2 separate regions of the Homo sapiens genome follow, and region 2 is linked to region 1. The links are chromatin contacts, found by Hi-C or POLR2A ChIA-PET in ENCODE. All regions are on one chromosome and are shown on one strand. The core of a region is the stretch at or near the end of the contact, and the rest is flanking DNA. Distances in the headings are between cores, read along the strand shown.

What was found. A loop is a pair of places that touch in the nucleus more often than their neighbours do. ChIA-PET counts read pairs that join two places held with the same protein, here RNA polymerase II (POLR2A). Pooled maps may share reads with other maps.
Region 2: a map of PC-3 shows a loop between it and region 1 (22-fold over the local background). The contact joins two enhancer-like sites. A Hi-C loop is called at or near these places in 2 of 168 maps with a recorded cell type or tissue (Caco-2 and PC-3) and 1 of 50 pooled maps. POLR2A ChIA-PET finds 5 or more read pairs at or near these places in 1 of 52 experiments (CD8-positive, alpha-beta T cell).

What each region holds. Positions count from the first base shown.
Region 1 is chr9:107,791,199-107,798,957 of GRCh38, reverse strand. LOC105376208 (a long non-coding RNA gene) reads right to left here. Exons shown (of 7, transcript XR_930229.2): 3 at 653-728. It overlaps LOC105376209 (a long non-coding RNA gene), which reads left to right. Exons shown (of 3, transcript XR_930230.3): 2 at 673-730. It also overlaps the pseudogene RNU6-1064P. Among named protein-coding and RNA genes, the nearest start is that of KLF4, 310 kb to the right of the region's middle. Within about 2 kb of position 4,442, at least 2 of the 41 ENCODE cell types and tissues checked have a DNase peak (open chromatin) inside an H3K27ac peak, as active enhancers do.
Region 2 is chr9:108,153,758-108,161,516 of GRCh38, reverse strand. The region is part of intron 4 of LOC105376214 (a long non-coding RNA gene); the gene reads left to right. Among named protein-coding and RNA genes, the nearest start is that of KLF4, 670 kb to the right of the region's middle. Within about 2 kb of position 4,881, at least 4 of the 41 ENCODE cell types and tissues checked have a DNase peak (open chromatin) inside an H3K27ac peak, as active enhancers do.

The DNA.
Region 1 (7,759 bases), core at 3,193-5,692:
AGAGGAATATGGAATATGAGGCTTTGTGGTACAACCAACAACCAACATTTGACAGAGTGACTTTTCCAAGACAGATTCAGTGCACACAGTGCACAGTTCAATGTTCTGATGGTGTCTTCTCATTCACCCTCTTATGGCAGGAGTATCATTCCTATTTTACAGCTGTAATAACTTAGGTTCAAAAATCACACAGCTAATAAGAGTTAGAGCTGGAATGATACAATAGCTGTCCTCCCGTGATTGCTTTATTTCACTTGGCATAATGTCCTCCAGGTTTATCCATATTGGTGCATACGAAAAGATTGCTTTCTTTTTTTAATACTGAAAAATATTCCACTGTGTGGATTTACCACATTTTCTTTATCCATTCATTCATCAATGGACATTAAGTTTGTTTCCATATATTGGCTACTGTGAATGCTATGGTTTGAATGTCCCTGCCAAAATTCATGTTGAAATTTAATTGCTATTGTAACAGTATTGAAAGTCAGGACTTTTAAGAGACGATAAAGTCATGAGGTCTCTGCCCTCAGGCATGAATTAATACTGTTATCATGGGAGTGGGTTAGTTGTCAAAGAAGTAGGGTCCTGCTTAAAAAAAAAAAAAGATGAGTTCGGTTCACTTTTCTCTCTGTCTTATACATTCACTCACCATGTGATACTTCCTACCAGGGGATAACGCTCGCCAGATGCTGGTATCATGCTCTTGGAATTCCCAGTCTCCAGAACTGTAAGAAAGAAATTTATTTCCTTTATAAAATACCCAGTCTGTGGTATTTCGTTATAGCAGCAGAAAATAAACTAAGCCAATGAATAATGCTGCAATAAACATAGGAGGGCAAATATCTCTTTGAGATCCTGATTTCAAATCTTTTGGATATATAGCCAGAAGTGAGGTTGCAGGTACTATGGTAGTTTTATTTTTTTAATTTTTTGAGGAATCTCCATATTGTTTTCCATAATGGCTGCAACATTTTACATGCAAGATGAATAAGTTCTAGAGATCTGCTGTGCAACATAGTGCCTATAGTTTACTGTATTGTAAACTTAAACATTTTGTTTAAACATAAATCTCATGTTAAGTGCTCTTATCACAAAAACAGGGTTGGAATGCTCACTTCAGCAGCACATATACTAAAATAGGAATGATACAGAAATTAGCCTGGTCCCTGCCCAGGGAAGACATGCAAATTCATGAACCATTCCATATTTTCTAAAAAAAAAAAAAAAAAAAAAAAAAAAAAAAAAAAAAAAACAGCATAGGGGACACAAGAAGACTTTTGGAGGTGATTGATATGGTTCAGCTGTGTACCCACCCAAATCTCAACTTGAATTGTATCTCTCAGAATTCCCACGTGTTGTGGGAGGGACCCAGGGAAAGATAATTGAATCATGGGGGCCAGTCTTTCTCCTGCTATTCTCGTGATAGTTAAACAGTCTCACGAGATCTGATGGGTTTATCAGGGGTTTCCGCTTTTGCTTCTTCCTCATTTTCTCTTGCTGCCCCCATCTAAGAAGTGCCTTTCACCTACCGCCATGATTCTGAGGCCTCCCCAGCCATGTGGAACTGTAAGTCCAATTAAACCTCTTTTTCTTCCCAGTCTAGGGTAGGTCTTTATCAGCAGCATGAGAACGGATTAATACAGAGATGGTTGTTTATTACTTTGACTGTGGTGATGGTTTCATGGGTGGATGCACACATCTAAACCCATCAAATCTTATACATTAAATATGTACAGTTTTTTTAATAGATCAATTATACCTCAAAAAGACTTTTTTTAAAAAAAAAAAAGCCTAGTGGATGTTTCACAAAAATGTAAATATACTTAATATTACTGAACTGTGCACATAAAAATGGTAAAATTTATATCATGTGTTTTTCACCACCAAAAAAAAAAAAAGAGAGAGACGACAAAACAAAGAGAACAAGGTAGAGCTGGATTTCTAGGTCCTTTTGGTCTCAGCCCTATAGACTTCCTGTAACACTCAGGCTATTTGAAGTTCAGCAGCGTCATCATAAAGCGCTTTCAATTAACTCTACCCTAATACAGGGTGATATGGTTTGGCCGTGTCCCCATTCAAATCTCAACTTGAATTTTATCTCCCAGAATTCCAAGGGACCCAGGTGGAGGTAATTGAATCACGGAGGCTGGTCTTTCCCGTGCTATTCTCATGATAGTGAATAAGTCTCACAAGATCTGATTAGTTTATAAGGGGTTTCCGCTTTTGCTTCTTTCTCATTTTCTCTTACTGCCTCTATGTAAGAAGTGCGTTTACCTCCCGCCATGATTCTGAGGCCTCCCCCGCCATGTGGAACTGTAAGTCCAATTAAAGCTCTTTTTCTTTCCAGTCTCTGGTAGGTCTTTATCAGCGGTGTGAAAATGGACTAATATACAGGGCAATGAAAATCCAGGCAGAAAAAAAATGCCTCCTCTCTTCAGTGAACCCTCCTGACCCCTTCTCCAGTCTCCCCTGCCAGATCATTCAATCATAGTTTTGCTTTTTTGAGAAAAAATCTAAAAATGCCACATATTATAAACTGTATGAAACATGTGAAATTGACTGATGGCGATGTCTTCATTATCCTGAAGTCCTAAAGAATTATGGAGCATCAGTAAGATAAGGCTGTAACAAATAAACAAAATGTAGTTAAGAAATAAATTTTCATACAATAAAGTTTGGAATAAGTAGAAACTAAAATAAAGAATAAAGAAAAGTGCCTAATAATCTAATATGCAAAGACTGTGAAGTATTTGACTAACATTTACTTGAAGATACAGATACATATTTTACATATATAATCTATATAATATTATTTCAAATATATAAATATGAAATCAGAGTATGTAGCATGAAATAGTACATCTTTTTGTTTTCCACTAACATTTAAGCAGACACATTTTCTCATGTGTATTCTTCCATTTTCATACTGCTGTAAAAAACTGCCCAAGACTGGGTAATTTATAAAGGAAAGAGGTTTAATTGACTCACAGTTCAGCATGGCTGGGGAGACCTCAGGAAACTTACAATCATGGTGGAAGGCAAGGGAGAAACAAGGCACCTTCTTCACAAGGCAGCAAGAAGGAGAAGTGCTAAGCAAAGGGTAAAGAGGCCCTTATAAAACCATCAGATCTTGTGAGAACGCACTCACTATCACAAGAACAGCATGGGGGAAACCATGATCCAATTACCTCCACCTGATCTCTCCCTTGAAATGTGGGGATTATGGGAATTATGGGGACTATAATTCAAGATGAGATTTGGGTGGGGACACGAAACCTAACCATATCATCATGCGTTGACACAGTCTCCATGGGTTTTACTGGATGCATAATACTTTATCAAAGAAATATTTATTTAATTAATCTTTTTAAACTATATATTTAGGTTATAACTGGTTGTTCACTTCTCTCATGGCAATTCTGTCATGAGCAACTTTGAAAGTAAAGCTTTAATTAGAACATTGAGATACATCCCCAGAAATGGAGTATGAGTCTATTAGGTATGAATATCACACAAATTGCCAAATCCTTTCTGAAATGCTGCAATCGCTTCATCTGCAGTGCATTTTCCTTCACTGTCCTCAGGGCCAGCTTCATAGCAGTGCAACCTGGGCAGCCCCAGAGAACCCTCACTCAGAAGGGCCCCATGTTTGGTTTAATGCTTTGTTGGCACCATCTTGAAATTCTTAATAGTTTGAGCTTTGAATATGTGTTTTCTAAGCAAAATCTGATGGAACATGGGAACATACAGGTTACCAGAATAGATTCAGGCAATCTGTGTGCCCCCTGTTCCCTGCTGCCATATTCACATGGAGTGCCAACCACGCCTCGTGAGCACAAAATTCCAGCAGACCCACAGCATGTAGAAGTTCAGTGAGGTTCAAACAAGTATGAGGTAAGAGTGTTATTTCTAGAACTAGGTAAGCCAGGGGGTCGGGGGCTGGGGGCACTGGCCGTCCTAAGAGACCATACTTTTTATTGAAAGCAGAACTTAACTTCAAATGGCCAACAAGCCCTGTCATATGTTTTCTTGCTTGTGTTACTTTCCTGTTTCGGGCAATCATTTAGCCTGGTTTCCTTTTAGGCCATCTTTACTCATCAGTGAGCCAAAGGTAGACAGCATTGGTAGAATGTTCACATATCAAGAAGTGAATTTAAAACAATTGAGTTAGTTTTGTGCACCACTTATACTGTTCTAGTAAGAATGAAATGCATATGCATGTACAAGCTACAGAACATATAGTTCAAAGGTAATGCAAATACAAAATGTAATTTCAGTAATTCTGCACAGGAGATTGAATACTCTTTCTAAATGAATCCAATCAGTTTGAGGGAGCCAGAGCGGGATTTTACTAGCAGCAATCTTCCTTCTTCCTCTTCCATACCTCTTCTAACTGCCTTCTGGCTCAACAGCAGGCTGATAGCTTTTTTGCACAATCTAATCTGTGACAAACCACCAGGCCAGCTTCTCCAGATAGTGACAGATTAATAGCAATGTTGGTTTGAGGGCTAGTCTTTGGTAAAAGGCAACTAGGCTAACATTTCTTTATTGCTATGTGCTCTATGACTCTTAGGTTCTTTATTTACTTGCTTGCTGGTAAATTTTTACTGCCTTGTTCTGCCAAATATTGTTCGCCTTTGGATTAAGGCCTCATTTCTGAAATACAACTTTTGAACTTTGGACTGCAGTAAAATCACTATTGCTATTATGAGTTGACTCTTTATAAAATTACAAAGTTTTTCAGGATAGAAGTTTGGAGAACAGTAAAAAAAAAAAAATTACAAAGTTTTCCTTCTAAGGACATTATTATAGCAAGAGATTATCTGGTAGACAGTGTGCAAAATCTTCTTAGGCTGATAACCCACAGCCTGGAGAAGAACCAACCTAACCTCTACGGCAGAGGGTGAAAGTTAGAATCAACTGAGAAGCTTTAAAAAGCAAGAATGCCTGAGTCTAACTCTCCAACATTTTGACTTAATTGGTCCTGGGTGCATGCTGGGCACTGAGAATTTTACAAACTTTGCAGGTGTTTCTTTATGCAGCTACAGTTTTGAAGCTGCTTAGAGCCACTGCTCTAATATCTCATCTGTTTAAATTCACAGGAGAAAATACACACAACTAGGTCAGGCAGAATGTCCGCTTCTATATCATCAGGATTCAGCCAATAATTCTGGAGCCCCTACTGGCTGACTAATACTAGGCCCTTTGGGAATTGCAAAGATGAATAAGGTAACTCCTCTGTCTCAAGAAGCTTTCAAGAGATTGGGCAAGTGATGATCAGCAAGCTAGTCTGAGAGAAGAGAGAGTATCTAGAACAAGATATACCCATGAGCCAATAGGAGACTCTACCTGTGCATTGCCTTTGGAAGGGAACTTCTGGGGTCTCTTTACAGAGGAAGTGTTGGGTCAGATACTTGTGCATTAGGAAGAAGAGCAAAAAAAATGGCACTCACATCTGGAGATTTTGTCCAAATCCATCCCAAAGCTTCACCACTAATAAAGGCAAAATAAACTTCACCACTAATAAAGGCAAAACAGAAAATGTTTGACTCAACTTATTTTTTTTTTTTTGAGACGGAGTCTTTCTCTGTCACCAGGCTGGAGTGCAGTGGTGCGATCTCAGCTCACTGCAACCTCCACCTCCCAGGTTCAAGCAATTCCTCTGCCTCTGTCTCCCAAGTAGCTGGGACTACAGGCATGTGCCACCACGCCCGGCTAATTTTTTGTATTTTAGTAGAGACGGGGTTTCACCATGTTGGCCAGGATTGTCTCAATCTTCTGACCTCGTGATCCGCCTGCCTCGACCTCCAAAAGTGCTGGGATTACAGGCATGAGCCACTGCTCCCGGCAGACTCAACTTTTTAATAGTAATGTACTTTTCAACAGCTACACAATCATTGACTATCAGTGCATACTAAATAAGGAAAGAATGATGAGGGGATGAAGATTAGAAATCACTCTTTCCCCAGCAGGTTAAATGAACAACAACAAAATCTGTATCTTTGTCTAGATGTGATGGCTAATCTCATGAGTCAACTTAACTGGACCATGGGGTACTCAGATCTTTGGTTAAACATTATTCTGTGCTTATCTGTGAGGGATTTTCTAGATAAGACTAACATTTGAATTAGTAGACTAAGTAAAGCAGATTGCCCTTAGGCCTCATCCAACCTGTCAAAGCCCTGAATTGAACAGAACAAAATTTGCCTGATTGTCTTCAAGCTGGAACACAGGACTTCTGCCTTCAGACTCAGACTTGGACTGGAACTTATACCATCAGCTCTCCTCGGTCTCAGACCTCTGGACTCAGACTGCACTATACCATCAGCTCTCTCTATAGAACTCAGACTAATACACTATCACAAAAAAAGTTTCCATGCACATTCACGTTTAATTCTCATAACAATCCTCAGTCAAGGGATTGGTGATATAATATGTGTCTTAGCTGGCTCAGGGTGCCATAACAAAATGTTTTAGCCTGGGTGACTTCAACAACAGAAAGTTGTTTCTCATAGCTCTGGAGGCTGGGAAGTCCAAGATCAAGGTGCCAGCCAATTTGGTTTCAGGTGAGAGCCCTCTTCCTGGTTTGTACATGGCTTCGTTTGTCTATACCTAAGTACCTCCTAAAGGCCCTATCTCCAAATACCATCACATTGAGGGTCAGGACTTCAACATATGAATTTGGGAGGACACAAAAATTCAGTCTATAACAGTATGTTTCCCATTTTACAGATGGGAACACTAAAGCCTGAAAAAGTGAAGTAACTTGCCAAAAGCCACCAATCTTATGAATGCAAGAGCTAGAACGTGAGCCAATCTCTCTCTCACATACACCATTCTTTCTACTACAGCCATGCTTTTTATGTTAGCTATTCTAACACATAGCAAGATACTCATCTTTAGAGATAACCAGTAAAGGTCTGAAAAGCTACCAGCCTCGCTAGTTATCTGGAAAGTGCTAATTAAAATGACAGCAAAATTCTATTTTTCACTCATTAGATGGGTAAAAATTAAAAGACTAATACTATCCCAGTGTCAGGAAGGGAGAGGTGAAAGGAATGCTCCTAAATACTTCTTGTAGGATCACATATCAGCAGACTGTGTGGAGGGCAATTTGGCAGTATCTATAAAAATTTTAAATGTGTATTCTCTTTGACCAAGTAGTTTTAGTTCTTAATACCTACCCAAGGGAAATAGTTTCACATGGGTATGAAAAACATCGACTGCGTTTTCTGGTAACAGCGAAATATTAGAAGCACCATAATACCCATTCCTAGGGAATGGGTAAAAGGATCATGGTGCATCCAAACTATGGCATCCTTGAAACCTTCCAAAAGAATGTGGCTGATTTGTATATTCTGACATAGAATGTTTTACTTAGTAGAACAAAACATGTGGTATGTATAGCATAATGTTACTTAATTGATAAAAAAGCATTGTATGTCTATATGTATATAATTTTATACAAAAATTCAGGGACACATACATATCAAACTGCTAATAATTACTGGTAATCATTCTGGGATTGGAACAAAGGGAAAACAAAGAGAGCTTTTGCATTGATGGCACATTGTCTGAAATTCATAGTGAGAATGTGCTCATTATTGTTCATATCATTATAATAAATAAGTAGATACATAAACAATAAAAGCATGGAAATAAAGGTGCTTTTCTTTACACCATTTATTTTACTTCTCTCACTATAATGCTATGGGGTAGACAGATTCCACATCCTAAATGAGAAACCAGAGAGTCT
Region 2 (7,759 bases), core at 3,632-6,131, 360 kb before region 1:
GACCAAGAATGCTCTTGGGGACCTCACCCAAGAGGAGCTGGATGTGTCAGCCTTGTCCTTGTCCCCTATGACTGTCAGAATCCTGATGTAGCAGCTTTCACTCCCAACCTGCACCCTTTACAGACAGGCAATGCACATTCTGAAGCTCTTTCTGTCTTGGTATTGCCAGCTTAGCACTTTCTTATACCTGGTTTCCTCTTCCTCGTCCAGATCATATTGGTGGTTCAGTCTGGTTCTTAGTGGGGCTTTCAAACATTTCTTGGCTTTACACTTTTGCAGATGTACTGTTCCCAGTCCATCCCTTCTTACAGCCAAGGACTCCAGTGCCGTTTCTGGTCCAGAAGAGTTCAGTGTCTCAGCTGGCTGATTTCCCACCAAGACTGAGGAGCTGAGACAACAATAGAGACTTTGAGAGTCACCTGGTCCCACACAGTGCCTGCTGAGAGCCCTGGGTCAGAAAGAGAGGGAAACCTTTCCCAGACTGCACAGTCCAGCCTGTAATGCTATGCTGTGCTTCCTCCTGGGGAGCTTCTGTGAAGGCTGCCCTTGGGCAGATGATTTTGTCCCTGTTTGAAACAGAAAATAAAAAAGGTCACAAGTCCCCGGGGTGACTAAATGCTGAGCCAACTAATTTCTTCAGTTATTCAAAATTGTTATTTTCCAGGAAGGGGAGTCAGCGATTAGGAAGACAAAACTGACACTTTATATAATGATGTCAAAACAAAACCATGCATTTTACATTATTGAAGTGTCAGCATGCGATTTTGCTCTTTATGTTATTTTCCCTGAACTCCAATTCAGGCAGGTAGCAGGTTGTAATTAATTTCACTTTTCTTGAAGTTTTTCAATATGGCAAATAGAAGCCTCTAGAAGACCACAAGGGTTTTTTTGTTTGTTTTTTGTATATATATATTTTTCTTTTTTTGTTTTGTGTTTTGCTAAATCCTTAACTGAAAGCATTATACTAAATGTCCTCAATGGAAGGAAGAGTTGGAAAATGTGAGCAGGGAGTGGAGAGGGTATCTCAGAGATGGAGAAGGGCTATAAGTCCAATGATTAGCCCAGGCTTATGCCCTGCTCTGTTTTGCTTTCTAGGAAAATGACCAAACCTGGGAGGGATTGGCTGCTTTGTGTGTATAGAAGGTAGGATTCCGGGCATGGATGGCAGGGAAGCAGCTGAGCTTTAGGGACATGCTTTAGGCTTAGACAGTGAAGATGTTCATGATGACCCTGGTGGACTAAAAATTAAAGAGCCCTCCTCTTTGGGGGATTTTGATGTGGCTTTGTGGGGAAAGGGGACAACCCCTTGTGACTGAGATTGGGCATTTTGCCATCCTGGTAGAATGATAGCTTGGGGTCACATTTAATTTTATTTCAAGAGAAGGCAAAAAATATGATATTTCTGGGATACCTGGAGATGCAAATTGAGATTCACACTTTGACATATAAAATAAGTTGAGTCTTTAAAGATGGCTGCTTGTAGATGAATCTTCAATGGGACTATTAAATACAGTTTTAACCTTAAAAAGTAAGTTTGATATTTAGCTCTTTCTTCAGAACAATTCTTACATAACACATCAGTATACAATACAGATGAAAATGGGGGTGTCTTGAATGGATTTGCTGGAACCCAGGATCCTTCTATTTGGCGTTTCCCTCATAGTGACTGACCCCTAAGTGCCATCTATGAAGTCCTAGGGCTCTAAGAATCAGTTTGGAGCCACCACCCCCCCGACCCCGCCACCACCCCAGGTCACAGACTTTCTTTGATAAGTGGGTGGCTGAGATATCAAGTAACTATTAGCTTTCGGGTCATGCCAAAATTCCTTAGCACTTTACTTAAGGTCCTTCTTAATGTGACCCCTTCCCTCCCAGCCCCATCCCTTGCCACTTGCATTCATTCTTGCATTCTGAGGGATTACTCCGGTGTCCACCTCTCAGCCTGGTGCAGAGTAGGTTCTAAGTAAATGTCAAATAAGCAATGTAATGCATACTGTATGAGGAAAGCCATCTTGCAGCCCAAATGATGCAGGGAAATAGAATAAAATTTGTGGCATTACAGAGAAAATAGAATACATTAACCTTTACTTTTATTTTTTTCTCTTTTAGTTTGAAGCGACTTCTATACAGTTCTACCTACAGTAGGGTTAATGCATGGAAGCTACTTGCATCTTTCACTACACCTCTTGTAACCTCACTGGGGATGCGTATACACACATTGTGTTTGAAACCAGTTGGGAAATAGAGAAGTCAGAGAGATGGAGATCAAAATCATTTTCTCTTACTAGTAATGTTGGGTGAGAGAATGTAGCTTGAACAGGCTTTCTTCTACTTTTCCCTACATCTAGACTTTGGAATGAGCTGCCCTAGTACAGTAAACAGGGTTAGTTAACAAGACAGCTTAGCCTCAAGGAAGCATGGCCCCTCACACCTGAAAGGCCTCTGAATAAGAACAGAGAGATGTTGGTCTCCAGAACTGACTCAGGGCTCTGATCCAGGTGTGCTTCCACTGGGAGGCAGATGCAAAGCAATAAACACACACATACACCCCCCCCCCACCCCCCGAAAAGAGACAGAAAAGCCGAAACTGCTCAGAGAAATCTTTTCTACTTTCTGAGGATGGGTTGGGTGTTGGAGATACAGAATCAAGGGTAGAGGGACTACTTCCTAATGTTTGTGAATGGATGGTAGTTCCCAGTTTATAAAATAGGGTAGAAAATTAAGGAAGAGGAAGTCTCTAAGAGTCATTTTCACTACATTAAACCCAGTTGCATTCCTAAAAGGCCGTTACATGGATCTTCATGTCAATCATTTTGAATTGTGGTTTTTGTGTTTGTTGACTGGGACAGACCCTCAGCTCATTTCTGGCAGAGTGACTACACTGGGTGGGTACTGCACAATGGCTGAATTCTGAAAAAATGAAAGGAAACCAACCCAAAAGTTATGAGGACTGTGTTTACAAATGTATGATAAATGTGTGCATTCAATGCCCTAAAAGAATTTGGCATTAGCCCTAGTGTACACAATTTAGCCCTAGCATACACCAAACATGTTATGTATAAGTATAAATTAAGAACTGTGAACAGATGGGCAGAGACAAAACACAGCAATATAAGTGAAGAGATACAGGGCCAAACAGGCTGTTAGGTCTACGAGAAGCATGAACACAGTTAAACATCAACATATAAAATTAATCATCCATTTCAACTCCTCTTTAAGTGAGGTCCTTAATTCTGGCAGTTTTCAAGAGGAGAGACCAATAAAGACTGAAGTCTGAGACCTGGATGGAGAGTGTATATATATACACACACACACACACACACACACACACACACACACACAGACACACACACACACACGTATATATATAATTATATATATATATATACACACACACACATATATATAATTTTATATATATATATATATATATGGAATCTGGATTAGGCAGGATCCCATAGGGAATAAGACACGGGGTGTTAGAGACAGTTCACAGGGAGAAAAATCGTGTGCTGGCCAGACCTTTTGGTTGCAAGCAAGAGTATCTAACTCACTTGGGGAGGAAAAAAGATAATTTTTATAATTGGTAGAAACTTGCAGAGGTAGTTTTGGAGCATAGGCAAGATTCAAAGAACATCTGGAAGCCAGGCAGCAATAGGTCCTTAGACCAGTACCACACATCTTACTTATCAAGAGTAAGTAAGCACTGCTGCTGGACACCACTGCAGCTGGTGACACTTGGTTTCCACTGCTGTTAGACATTGCTTTGGACTGTCCATCATTGCAGCCACTACGGGGCACTGACATTGGACACCATGGCTGCTGCATGCTACCACAGTCAGTTCCAACTTTGCTTCTTTTTTGGCACCTCTTGCTTCTGATTCTAATCTCCTAGGTGGAATGTGTCCTTGGCTCAATCTAGATTATCTGCATGCACCCTTGCTACCAAGGAAGGGAGAGGAGAGTACCTTTCATTTACTACCAAGAAAATGCACGATGGGAAATTCTTCCCTTGGCCCCTGCCCACAGACCCCAGTTGTCAGAAGAGCTGAATGATGGACAGCTGAAATATATTCACTGTAAAACTAGTAGATACATCAATCATTTGTCTTGAAAAGATTTAGCATTCAAATGCCAAAATTAAATAACACCTGAAAGTATTAAGTGCCACAAAACCAACAAAAATATTTCTTCAAGTCTCAAATAAACTGGTATTTATTTAGTTTTATGATGATATTTTTGAAAATAGAAATTGTTATGTGTCTTCTTATATTGATAAATTATAAACTACCTAGCCCATGCTTCCTCTCTTAGTATTTCTTCTCCCCCTTCTCTATCTATTCACCCTTGCAATTTCAAACATATGTACATTATATAAATAGGTGCTGTTCAGTGAAAATTACTTGGAAAAAATCAGAATGGAGCAATGGAGCAATGATACAGTTGACCTTTTATTGATCATTAGAGTTGGTTTACATATTAAGAGGTAGATTGCCCTAGTTATGTTTGCTAAATGAAATACTTGAGATAATAACAATTGATACTGTTTACTGAGTGTCTACTATCTGTCAGATGCTTTGCATGTGTTATCTTGGTCAATCATCATGGTAACTTGGTTGAAATGGGGTTTATTATCACTCTTTGATGAAAGAGGAAACCAAGGGTCAGAGAACATAAGTGACATTGGTCAAGGTTGTGAAACCAAGCAATGAGATAAACCGCAATCTTAACCCCCTTTCCTTCACAACCCTGACTATGTAACCCAGAAAGTTCTCCCCCTATGCCACGCCTTCTCTGAGTGTTACCATATTTAATAGACCTGAGTCACTGTTAGTCTGATGGGTGTTGGCTTCCCGCACAGGCACGTTCCTTCAAAGATAAAAGCCTTGCTCTCATGAGTTTCTTAGCAGAGAGAATGGGAATCTCATCTCCAAAGTGAAACTGAGGATTGGTTTCAGGAAGTGGGAGTTGGCAGAAAAGGGAAAAGAGGGTCTTGAATTGCACTGGCTAAATAAGACTCTCTGGAAAAGCAATGCCCTGTGCTGATATCTTGGTCAGTGAAATTGCTTTTGGCAAAGATGCCTTCTTCACAGCAGATAGAAACTAATGGTCACCCCAGGATAATACAACACACTTTGCCGTGTTTTGATGATTCCTTCTGCCTGTGTGATGTTTCCCAGGCTTCTTTTTATACAAGTATTGACTTTAGAAGTGAAAAATGAAAATGGTTGTTATACATTTTGTAAATTATGGCCAGTTTGCCTTGGCTTGGGATTTTAAAAAAATACTCAAACTGCATTGCAATTAAACTGGAAGTACAAATAAATTCATGAATTCAATATGCTCTCTCTTTCAAAAACACCAAATATATTTTTAAAACCCTATAGGTCTATAATACTTCATGTACAGTACTAAAATATATTTCCCCAACAGAGAATACACAGTATAGTACAAGTTATTAAGAGGGTAGAAAAAAAAAGAACCAAATGAATTTAAGACCCTTCTCTGACCTTTTCTACCTATAAAGATTTATTTCTTGAATATTCAATAGCATAACCATGCCAGAAATAAATAAATAAGATGGAAGAATTACAAATTATTTTTCCATTCTAATACATCGAGCATGTTAACTGTGTGTTCCTTTTTCATACAGAGACATGGTATTTCTGCTTTTCCCCCTTAACTCTGTGTCATAGACCTTTTCCCAGGAATGCGTAATATTTTAAATTATAATTGTATTTGCGGTCTCAAATTCAGTTGAGGGGATATAGCACAATTTATTTAACTGGTTTATTTGAGGACTTTAAAGTTGTTTCTAGTTTTTCACCAGTATGGAAGGTGACAAATTTAGTTTTGTATTTTGTTTCCTCTACCTCACACTTACACTTTTAGGGAACTTGATCCTTAAAATAAATTTCCTGGAGTTGAGTCACTTGGTCTAATGAAATGAAGTATTTTGCTGTTCTTGGTAGGTATTATAAAACCCCTTTCCAAAAAATTTTTTATCAATTTACACTGCCACCAGCAGTGCTTTCCTAAGCCCTTTTTTCTTCTTTTTTTACTACAAACTTAGCAGCATAGGGTGTTGTATTTCTTTTAAATTGAAGTTCTTAAGGAAAATTTTTAAAAATTAAGTGAAAGTGTGGCTAAAAACTCGCCACTCAGCTATTATGTGAACTCTTACAGACTGACTGTGAAATCCCAGTGATAAAAATTAGAGAAGTCAGGGGCCTTTTCAGTTTGATCTGCCCCTCTGCGGCAGGTGTTGGATTATTACCCGCATGCCAGTGCTTTGGGGATACAAACGAGGGGAATATGTTTGTCAAACATGCCAGTCAGAGTTCCCAGAAGACTTGGCCACAGAATGCAGATGAAGTTAGAATACAAAGGCCTGGCTCCTTGCTTGCGAACCCCTGCAAGTCTTGGGAGCCCATGAAAGCAGGGGCATCTCCTGGGTGTGCTCCAGAGTCTTTCTGGGCTCCAGAACTTTGCTTGGACACCTGGAATTCAAATTCCCACCACTGCTGAGCTGGAATAAACAAATGCATGCCAGGGCTGCCTTCTACGATTTCATTCTCTGAATGTGTTGTTTGTAATGCTGAAATGTATTCTGCTAGAATGACATTGGACATATAAGTTGCCAGGGCATTAGACACCATCTAGTGCAACATCCTTAGTTAAAGAGGAGGAAATTAACCCAGAAAGTGGGAGGTACTAATACCAAATTTTCCTCACTCCCAGCATAGTGTTCGTACACCTTGCCTTCACACGTTATCTGAGCAATAAAATGTCTTTTGTGAAAGCTGATTCAGGACTGTCTTGCTAAATTAATATACTGGTGGGATCTTCTTTGTTCCTGATGATTATTACTGGCATGTCTGGCAATAATTACAACATGTGTACTGAGAAATTGTGGGCATTAATTTCAGAATTTTTGGGGTAGTTTAGGTATAATGATAAGTAACATTTATTTAGTGCTCACCCTGTGCCAGATTCTGTTCCAGATGTTTTGCATGAATTAATTCATTTTCTCCGACAGTTTTCTAAAATATATATTTACATTATTCCTATATTAAAGAAAGGAAATCTGAGAGTGGTTTCTTAAATAGCATATTAAACAGTATAAGCTAAGTTAGGCTATAGTAACAAACAGCCCCAGATCTCACTGACATACAACAGTAAAGCTTTATTTCCCTCTCATGTTATTTGTGCATCATAGGTTAACATCACTTCTTTTCTCTTTCACATTCAAAGAGTTGCTCTTATATGTAACCTAGCTGTCTTTTGGCAGGTGGAATAGTTTGCAGCTAAAACATGCAATGGCTCCTAAAGCTACACATTGAGAAATGACACATTGACACTTATTTCATCTCAATTTCACTGCCCAATGCAAATAACATGGCCAAGTCTGACATTAATGAGGCAAGTAGTAAGATTCTTTGGTAGGGAAAGTCCAGTGAACATACTGAACAAATATAACCTACCAATGTCAATAACTTCTTCAAGGTTCCATATAAAGTAAATTCTGGAGGCAAGATTTCAACGCAGTATGACTTCAGCGCCAACAAAATAAACTTATCTGCTTCACTCTCTTAATGATCAAATGCTGGGAAATATTAGAACCCATGTTGAACCTTAGAATCTATTCATTTGTCCCTGTGAAAAATGCCATTGTGAGGGAAAGCATGCATCTATATATTTTAGGCCAACTATTTCACAGTGTTCACGAATGCCCCCTCTATCAAAGCGTTAGCACGTT